Regions from separate parts of the Homo sapiens genome. Here region 2 is linked to region 1. A link is an interaction called in ENCODE POLR2A ChIA-PET data of the cell type or tissue named here. Cell type or tissue: CD4-positive, alpha-beta T cell. All regions are shown on one strand.

Region 1 (5,000 bases):
AGCTGTCCTGTCACCTGAACCCCCAGCTCCCGCCACGAGGAAATGCCACCAAGGGCCTGATGACTGCCTGCACCATCAGCTCTCAGGCACACTTCACAGCAGTGACCCTTATCAAGTGCCTCTTAGTCAAGCTACAGAGTGGACAACCTGGGAGAGGGCGACAGACAGAGGAGAACACAAGGAGGAGGGCTGGTGACGTTGAACCCCTGCCAGTGCTCTCAGAGGAGAGGCGTGGGCCCAGTTGGAGTCCTGCACCCGGAAGCTAGTGCAGCTGGTGCAGCTGATGCTGCTACCTCTCTTTCAGCTCCATGAATCTATGGGAATCAAGAGCAGTGAAGGCCGGGTGCTGTGGCTCACACCTGTAATCACAGCACTTCGGGAGGCCAAGGTGGGTGTATCACCTGAGGTCAGGAGTTTGAGACCAGCCTGGCCAACATAGTAAAACCCCATCTCTACTAAAAATACAAAAATTAGCCAGGCTTGGAGGTGCAGGCCTGTAGTCCCAGCTACTCAGGAGGCTACGGCAGGAGGATCACTTGAACCCGGGAGGCGGAGGTTGCAGTGAGCCGAGATCGCGCCACTGCACTCCAGCCTGGATGACAGAGTGAGACTCCATCTCAAAAAAAAAAAAAAAAAAAAAAAAGAACCTGCGATTCCATCTTGCTTTCACCACCAGGAATCAAATGCATCCACACCATACAGAAACCCTCTGCAGGCCAGGGAGTGGAACATCCCAGCAACACTTACCAAAAGCCCGATGTGTCAGGCTCTGCACAGACAGTGACAACACAGTGACAATGCCATCCCTGGCTCTGCCCTCAGGACCTCACGAGCTAATGCAGAAGACAGAAAGGTCTTCCTTTGAGTGAGCAAAGGCATGTGTGGAGTGTATGGAAGTGCAATGGAGGGGCACCCAGTGGTGTTTTCCTTAATTAGGATGCCTGAGCGGAGTCTCCAAGGACGGGCAGGAGTTAACCAGGGAAAGAAGGGAGAGAAAAGGGTTTCAGGCAGAGGGAATCAGGAGGCCTTCTCCAGAAACGAGCAGCTTTGGCTTCTGGCCCATGCTCTTCCCTCCCTTCTCCATCACCACCATAAATGGGTCTGCAGCTTTGAAGACAGAGGATAAGTTGAGATAACACCACCCACAGTGCAGAGCCTAGGATCAAAGTCCCAACCTTGCTGCTACTTTTCCCAGCCAGGGGCTGGCCTGGGCAACAGGCAAATCCTTGAAAAAGAAGAGCAAGTGAAGCGATGGAAATGCCAGTTGGCCAACATCTCACACTTAAGTGTGAACCTATAGTCTGAACCTATAGTCCAAAACGATGACAGAATAGGAATCAAAGCTAATTTGTCACATCAGGTTCTAAAGTAAAGCAGACAGAGAAAGAAGGGAACAAGAGAGAGAGGAGGAAAAGAAGGGGGGGAAAGGGCTTATAAAAGGGAAGTTTTTTTTTTTTTTGAGACGGAGTCCCGCTCTTTAGCCCAGGCCGGACTGCAGTGGCACAATCTCGGCTCACTGCAAGCTCCGCCTCTAAAAGGGAAGTTTTTGAGAGATACCTCTTTTGTACCATGGGTGTTTTGACCACATAAAAGTGAAAAATCAGCCGAGCGCGGTGGCTCACTCCTGTAATCCCAGCACTTTGGGAGGCCGAGTCAGGCAGATCACCTGAGGTCGGGAGTTCTAGACCAGCCTGACCAACACAGAGAAACCCCATCTCCACTAAAAATACAAAATTAGCCGGGCACGGCTGTAATCCCAGCTACTCAGGAGGCTGAGGCAGGAGAATCTCTTGATCCTGGGAGGCAGAAGTTGTGGTGAGCTGAGATCTCAACACTGCACTCCAGCCTGGGCAACAAGAGCGAAACTCCGTCTCCAAAAAAAAAACCCGTGAAAAATCTCTTCTAAATAAAAAAAAAATCAATAAGCAAAGTTAGAAGGTAAGTGTCAAACTGAGAGAGGCATTAGGAAAAAAGCTTAGTCCTTAAGGTGTAAGGAGCTCCACAATCAGTGAAGCTTCCCCAGTGACTAACTGCAGAGATAAAAAGGATGTGGCTGTCAAGGTCTGAACCAAATGGCCCAATTTAGCACCACCAACAGTGGGCCCACCTGACAGTATGGACCTTTGATGTGATCGCCCATGAGGCACCCACCAAAAATGTTTCACCTAAATCTAACAAAGCCTTTCAGGACTCACGTGATTTAGTGGTTTAGAGGAAACACGGGGAGCAAGGAAACATGTTCACCAGGAAACGACAAATGCAGACTGTGGGACGGACTTCAAGACAACTGGGCCAGTCCCTTCAAAAGGTCAGAGCCACGGGGGGAAGGCAGAAGGATTCTTCTACAAGAAAAAAGGCTGGCCGGGTGTGGTGGCTCATGCCTGTAATCCTAGCACTTTGAGACGCCGAGGTGGGCAGATCACAAGGTCAGGAGATCAAGACCATCCTGGCTAAAGTGGTGAAACCCCATCTCCACTAAAAATACAAAAAAATTAGCTGGGCGTGGTGGCGGGCACCTATAGTCCCAGCTACTCGAGAGGCTGAGGCAGGAGAATTGCTTGAACCCGGGAGGCAGACGTTGCAGTGAGCCAAGATCGCACCATTGCACTCCAGCCTGGGCGAGACAGTGAGACTCCGTCTCAAAAAAAAAAAAAAAAAAAAAAGAAAAGGTAATTATGGTAAAGCCAAAAACAAGAAAACTGAAGATAAATCAAATACATCTACCAACACATGAATGGAGAAAACGCACTGCTATATCTATACGACAGAATATTAACTACAGGTGCAGACAGCAACATGGATAAGTCTTAAAAACATGCCGAACAAAGGAAGCGAGACACAAGGATACAAACTGTCTGATTCTATTTATACAAAACACACGGAAAGACTAATCTGATTCACAGTGATAGTGCGCAGATAGGGAAGGAGAGGATGCCTGGGAAGGGCGCGAGGGAACCTTCTGGGGTCATGGAAATGTTCTGTATATTGATTGCAGTGGTCACATGTGTGCATACATTTGCCAAAACTATAAATCAGTACACTTGTAAGGGTGAATTTTATTGTTTACATATTATACCTTAATAGAGCTGATTGAAGTTTTTAAATTATAGTAATGATACCCAAGGGTTGGGGATAATGTAAGGAGTTGGACCCTCTTAAATAACACTAGTGGGACTATTAATTGGTACCACATGCTTTCTGTAACAGCTTTATTGGAATATAGTTCACATACCACACAGTTCACTCATTTGAAGTGTACAATTTGGCCAGGCACGGTAGCTTACACTTGTAATCTCCGCACTTTGGGAGACCAAGGCGGAAGGATCACATGAGCCCAGAAGTTAGAGACCAGCCTGGACAACACAGCAAAACCCTGTCTCTACAAAAAAAAAAAAAAACAAACAAAATTAGGCCGGGCACAGTGGCTCACACCTGTAATCCCAGCACTTTGGGAGGCCAAGGCGGGAGGATCATAAAGTCAGGAGTTCAAGACGAGCCTGACCAAGATGGTGAAACCCTGTCTCTACTAAAAAAAAAAAAAAAATACAAAAATTAGCCAGGTGTGGTGGTGGGCACCTGTAATCCCAGCTACTTGGGAGGCTGAGGCAGAGAACTGCTTCAACCAGAGAGGCAGAGGTTGCAGTGAGCCGAGATCGTGCCACTGAACTCCAGCCTGGGTGACACAGCGAGACTCTGTCTCAAAAAAAAAAAAAAAAAGGCCAGGTGCAATGGTTCATGCCTGTAATCTCAGCACTTTGGGAGGCCAAGGCAGGTGGATTACAAGGTCAGGAATTCAAGATCAGCCTGGCCAACATGGTAAATCCCGTGTCTACTAAAAATACAAAAATTAGCCGGGCATGGTGGCGGGCGCCTCTAATCCCAGCTACTTAGGAGATTGAAGCAAGAGAATCGCTTGAAACCAGAAGGTGGAGGTTGCAGTGAGCCAAAACTGCACCACCACACTCCAGCCTGGGTAGAAGAGTGAAACTCTGCCTCAAAAATAAATAAATAAATAAATAAATAAATAAATAAATAAATACATACATACATACATACATACATATAAAATTAGCCAGGCATGGTGGCGTACACCTGTAGTCCCAGCTACTTGGGAAGCCAAGGCGGGAAAATGCCTTGAGCCTGGGAGGTCGAGGCTGCAGAGAGCCGTGATCATGCCGCTGCACTTCAGCCTGGGTGACAGAGCGAGACCCTGTCTCAAAAAATAGTGTACAATTCAATCGTGTTTCATATATTCAGAGAGCTATGCAACTGCCATCACAACTTTAGAGCATTTAAAAGAAATGCCCACACTCTTTAGTTATTCCACTTCGACCCTAAACAACTATTGATCCACTTTCTGTCTCTACATGAATGCATATTCTGGACGTTTCATATTTCACATAAGTGGAATCATATAGTATGTAACCATTTGGGATTGACTTGTTTCACTCTGTGTCATGTTTTCAAGGCTCATCCATGTTGTAGCATGTGTCAGCATTCCATTCCTGTTTGCCACTGAATAATATTCCTATCCACAGATATATCACATTGTTTAATCCATTCATCAGCTGGTGGACATTTAGACTATTTCCAACTTTTGGCTGTTATGATTAATACTTCTGTGAACATCTGTGTACAAGTTTTTGTAGGAACTATATTTTCATTTCTCTTGGGGAGATTCTTAGGAAGGGAATTGCTAGGTCACATGGTAACTCCATGTTTAATGTGTTGGGGAGTTGCCAGACTGTTTTCCACAGCAGCTGCACCATTGTACATTCCCACCAGCACACAGAGGGAATGGATCTCGATGCTCTCCCACACTTTCCACAGGCTAATGCTGTGAAGTAGCCTCTTACTGTGGTTTTGAGCGCATTTCCCTAACGATTAATGGTATTAAACATCTTTTCACATGTTTATTGGCCATTTGTGTATCTTCTTTGGAAAAATGTCTATTCAAGTCCTCTGTCCATTTTTAAATTGGGTTATTTGTGTTTTTTTTA
Region 2 (5,000 bases), 240 kb before region 1:
GACCAAGGGGATTATCCAGACAGTTAGGGCTTGAATTGTATTTCATTATTTTTGTGGAGTATACAGAGCTGAAGCAGGTGATGAATTAAAAAAAATTTTTTTGTTCACCTTTTAAATATCTCATCATGGTTTGTCGATACCTGGTTTACAAGCAAAGTGACCTCTTGAATGTATTGAGGTCCCCGAGTCCCACTGGAATGAGTGAAGACGTTTGCAATCTTCACTTTTACATTCCCCCCTCTACTGAAGCTCTGCACTTTGTGTCACTTTGTTTAGAGTCTGTTGTCATTTTTTCATTGCCCATAATTGTCCAGACTGATAGGTCAATTAGTACCACAAAGTATTTAAATTACTGCACGTAACTGACAGTTGCTGAGAGCAGCCCTGCGGGTGTGGGCCTTGTCAGTCACTGATTCTGATAACTGATAACCTCTTGTGTAAGAGAGGTGGGGGTGGGAAGAGGTACATTTGGACCTAGATTATTTCAAATTAAGATTCTGCTGCACTTAAACCTGTTAGAGATTATCCTCTGGGTTCCCTATCAGGCTACATCCAAGTGCGTAATGGTGGGGAGAGCAGAGTATCTGAGATCACAGGTTTTGAATCACCTTAGGAACCCACCAGCTCTTTTTGAGAGAGCTCAAACTCATGCCTTTGTGTTGAGTTGCGTTTTTATGTCTGAGCTAATAAAAACAACTTCATCTTAAGGTAAAAATAATAAACCCCTTACCAGTTTGAGGTAAACTTTCCTCCTCTCTTGAGCCTCTCAATTGGACTCCTTCAGAGATGGAGACTATAGAGGATAATTATTACTAAATTTTCTCTTTGTAATTCTGAGTCCTTTTTTCCCTCCCTGGAGCCCAATAGCCTTTGGGACATCCACTGCTGGAAGGAAACTAGAGCTTCCATGGCCTCTTCCCCATCACATGTAGGAATGTTGCTAAGACTCTTAACTCAGACCCTTCTCACCCATTTCTGCAGAGGCTGCTAGCATGATTTCTTAGCTCTAGTTGGAGCTAGAGAAGGAATAGATTCCTTCTACTGAGGTTTTTATTTGACCCTTATTTACGTCAAGTTATATGCTAAGGTGCAAGAATCTGCTCTAAGGACTTATTGAACAGTTTAAGATTTATAATACCTTTGCCATATTTAGGTGATAGTGACCATCATTCTGAGGGTCAATATACCTTGTGAAGTTATCGAGTCAGTTACATACACATTAATGTCAAGTAGCCTTTGTGGGGCGGAGGGATAATGATAGTTTAGAGGGAGGGATATTAACTATTCTAATTGGTGCTGATAAACTTCACTTATCAATATTACTTATATTTGGCTGCATGCCTCTGACACTTCATCTGGCCTCATGTGTTTTCCATTTTTTCTTTCTGAACAGACTAGCCCATGCCCCCTGCCCACCACCATCCTTTGTCCCTGGTATTCATCCTCACTGCCCACCTCATCTCACCTCCACCTCTTCCCTTCTCCATTCCCCTTTGGTTCACCCTTTGGCAGAAGGTACTGGTGGCTCAGCCTGCATGCCGCTGTCTCTCCTCTCGTGCTGGCATGTCATGGTGGCACTGTTGTGTTCTCTTCCTCTTCCTTTTTACTAACAGACGCAGACCAAACTGGAGCATGCCCGCATTAAGGAGCTTGAACAGAGCCTGCTCTTTGAAAAGACCAAAGCTGACAAACTCCAGAGGGAGTTAGAAGACACTAGGGTAATGGTTTTCACTATTTAATGAAGCAGACCCATGCATGTGAAGGGTGGACACCTCAGGTGACATGCTTTATAGTTGGCCTGAGCCTTGACCCAGTGGTTCAACCTGAGTTTGGTCTTGGTACCATTCAGGTGTTTGTGAGCTGAGACTGATGAGTAGGAACAGGTGTTTTATATCTCGTCTTTTGTCAAAAGTAAAGACTCATTCCTTTGGTAACCCAACCAAATCAGGATCAGAAACTTTACAACTGAATAAATGAATGGATATAACTGTATTTGAAGTTATTTATATTAATACCATGAAATATATTTCTCCAGTTGGCCACAAGCAGTCAATTGTCCTCTTGTTCTCAAATATCTAGTTACTAGGCTTTCTAAATAATTTTTTGTTATTGTTGTTTTACTTTAGCTCTCTTCCTGCCTTCTTCCCTGGCCTCTTGGAGAAGGAAATGGAAACATGGGCTGTGTTTCATGAGAGTTAAAAACTTTCACCCCAGTTACCTTTTTATCTTGGAAGGCTGATCTCTGCATCTCCCTCCTTCCTGTCGCTCGGGGGATTGAAACCTCAGTGGACACTGGGCGCAGTGGCTCTTGCTTCTTATCCCAGCACTTTGGGAGGCTGAGGCAGGCAGATTACTTGAGGTCAGGAGTTTGAGACCAGCCTGGCCAACATGGTGAAACCCTGTCTTTACTGAAAATACAAAAATTGGCTGGGCCTGGTGGCGCATGCCTGTAATCTCAGGTACATGGGAGGCTGAGGCAGGAGGATTGCTTGAATCCAGGAAATGGAGTTTGCAATGAGCTGAGATCGTGCCACTGCACCCCAGCCTGGGTGACAGAGTGAGACTCTGTCTGGAAAAAACAAAACAAAACAAAAAAACCCTCAGTGGTGAGGAGGGAAATGCATGTTGGGAACAGAATGGCTTCTTCCTGCCCTGAGCTCATTGTGCTTAGCCCTTGGAGCCAGGACATTACTCAGGTTTTAGTTTATTTATATATTAAAGCACCTATATAGTGCATACTTCATGCCAGACACTATTCTAAGTGCTTTGCAGGTATTCAGTCTCAACACAACCCTAGGAGGTAGGGAATATTAGTGTCCCCATTTTACAGACAAGAACACTGAGGCGCAGAGAAGTTAAATAACTTGCCTAAGATAAAACAGCAAATAGTAATAATGGAGGCAGGATTTGCATCTAGGACATTTGGCCCCAGAGTCTGTGCTCTTAAGCACCACAGGATGGAGTCCGTCTATTATGGAAGTTGTTTTGTGCGTAAAGATTAAGAAATGGCCAGGCGCGGTGGCTCATGCCTGTAATCCCAGCACTTTGGGAGGCTGAGGTGGGTGGATCACCTGAGGTTGGGAGTTTGAGACCAGCCTGGCCAACATGGAGAAACCCCATCTCTACTAAAAATACTAAAATTATCCGGGCGTGGTGACACATGCCTGTAATCCCAGCTACTAGGGAGGCTGAGGCAGGAGAATCACTTGAACCTGGGAGGCAGAGGTTGCGGTGAGCCGAGATCACGCCATTGCACTCCAGCCTGGGCAACAAGAGCGAAACTCTGTCTCAAAAAAAAAAAAAGAAAAAGAAATAGTCACTTACATGTAAGATATGTAGTCACATACCCTTTTAAATCATGAATTTGTCTGTCAGTGACTAAATTGCCCAGATTCTTAACTTTAGAATTCCAAAAATTACTCTGTCTCTAATCAAATTTGCTATCCTGATTTTTAAAAAAATTTCTAGTGTTTGTAGAAATTTCTCTTGTTGAGAATTAATTGACTGATCTAAAAATCTAGACAATTTTTCTTTTCTAAATCATGTGTTTTTATTTTTTAAGAAGAAGGAACTATCGGCCTCTGAACTAAAGATTTCTCCTGTGTATTTGGTAAGAAAACAAAAAAAGAGTGGGCCAGGCATGGTGTTTCATGCCTGTAATCCCAGCACTTTGGGAGGCCAAGGCAGGAGGATCACCTGAGTCCAAGAATTCAAGACCAGCCTGGGCAAGGTGGTGATACCCTGCTTCTACAAAAAATAAAAAAAAAAATTAGCTGGGTGTGGTGGCTACATGGCAGGCTGAGGTGGAAGGATCTCTTGAGCCCAGGAGGTCGAGGCTTGCAGTGAGCCATGTTCATGTCTCTGCACTCCAGCCTGGGCAATAGAGCAAGACCCTGTTTCAAAAAAAAAAAAAAAAGTGGCAATTTGGTGCTGTTTCCTCATTAACTGAGAGCCAAATAATTGATCCGGGAAATACAATGGACTAATGAGATTGAGTTCCTTTAGTGTGATGGCTTTTGAAGTAATATATTTTTTTAAAACATGTAAACTCCTCTCCCGTATCTTAGTTTTGTCAGCAAACAATTTTGATGTTTTTTTTCCTGCTCTAGATAAGGCATTCAGTTACACCATGGTTTATCCAAGTATTTCAGTGTAAAGCTTATATCTTTCCATAACGAAGTATGTCTTCTGTTGATCCTCACTCTTGGGTTCCCAAGTGTTAAGATAACCAGCTACCCATGTAAGTTTCATATCACCTATGTTACTTTTTAGGAAGTGCTTTAGAATACTTTCTAGCCAATAAATCCAGTTTCCAAACAGTGTGCTTGGTGCTGTAGAGATGTTAGGAAGAATAAGAAATAATTTCTGACTTAATTCATGGTCTCAAACTAGTGGGAGAAGCAGACATACCACATAGTTTTGAATTAGGGCAGATTTTGGGAAATGAAAAATAAATTGCTGTACTTTATAGGGAAATGCCACGGAAAGTAAAATCACATTGGTATTTATTATTTTTACTTATTTTTTACTTGGCATTTTTCTCTACTTGACTGTTTTGTTGTAACTAAGAACCATTGCCCTATTGGGTTTAATGTATTTATGCTACAGACCTTGCAGCAATGGGGTTTATTAGTGTTTTGTGTTTTTTTTTCTTTTATTTAGCAAATTCTGCCAGATCCTGATGGGTTTATTAATGTTTTGTATGTTATTTTGACGTAACAAACTCTTGGACTCTTCCTTCCCCAGAAAATCATGTGTAAATGAATTAACATCTTTAACCTGATGAGTCTATAACCACGAAGCACAGCAATTATAGTCAGCTCTGAAATATTTAATTTTATTTACTTTGATTATGCAGTTTTGGAGACTCAGTGCTTTCTTTTCCTCTTCTCTTATGGGCATTTTAATCTTTATTGGTGTCACAGCCTGTAGGGTGGACAGAGGAAATGAAAGAAAACATATCTGTTATTTTCTGTCTCAAAGAAAGGCAGTGTGGGAGA

The links. ChIA-PET counts read pairs that join two places held together with the same protein. Peaks named below come from ENCODE experiments on the same cell type or tissue, not always from the same donor. Only the 100,000 strongest peaks of a DNase experiment are listed, where the experiment ranks them.
Region 2: POLR2A ChIA-PET joins it to region 1 with 5 read pairs; 2 of 35 experiments call an interaction of 5 or more read pairs at or near these places.

What each region holds. Positions count from the first base shown.
Region 1 is chr12:122,102,239-122,107,238 of GRCh38, reverse strand. The region is part of intron 1 of MLXIP (MLX interacting protein); the gene reads right to left. Among named protein-coding and RNA genes, the nearest start is that of MLXIP, 26 kb to the right of the region's middle. In CD4-positive, alpha-beta T cell, no CTCF peak of the experiment used is centred here; a DNase peak (open chromatin) is centred at 2,188; H3K27ac peaks cover 520 bases.
Region 2 is chr12:122,344,093-122,349,092 of GRCh38, reverse strand. It overlaps CLIP1 (CAP-Gly domain containing linker protein 1), which reads left to right. Exons shown (of 26, transcript NM_001247997.2): 10 at 1,614-1,718. Among named protein-coding and RNA genes, the nearest start is that of CLIP1-AS1, 49 kb to the left of the region's middle. In CD4-positive, alpha-beta T cell, no CTCF peak of the experiment used is centred here; no DNase peak of the experiment used is centred here.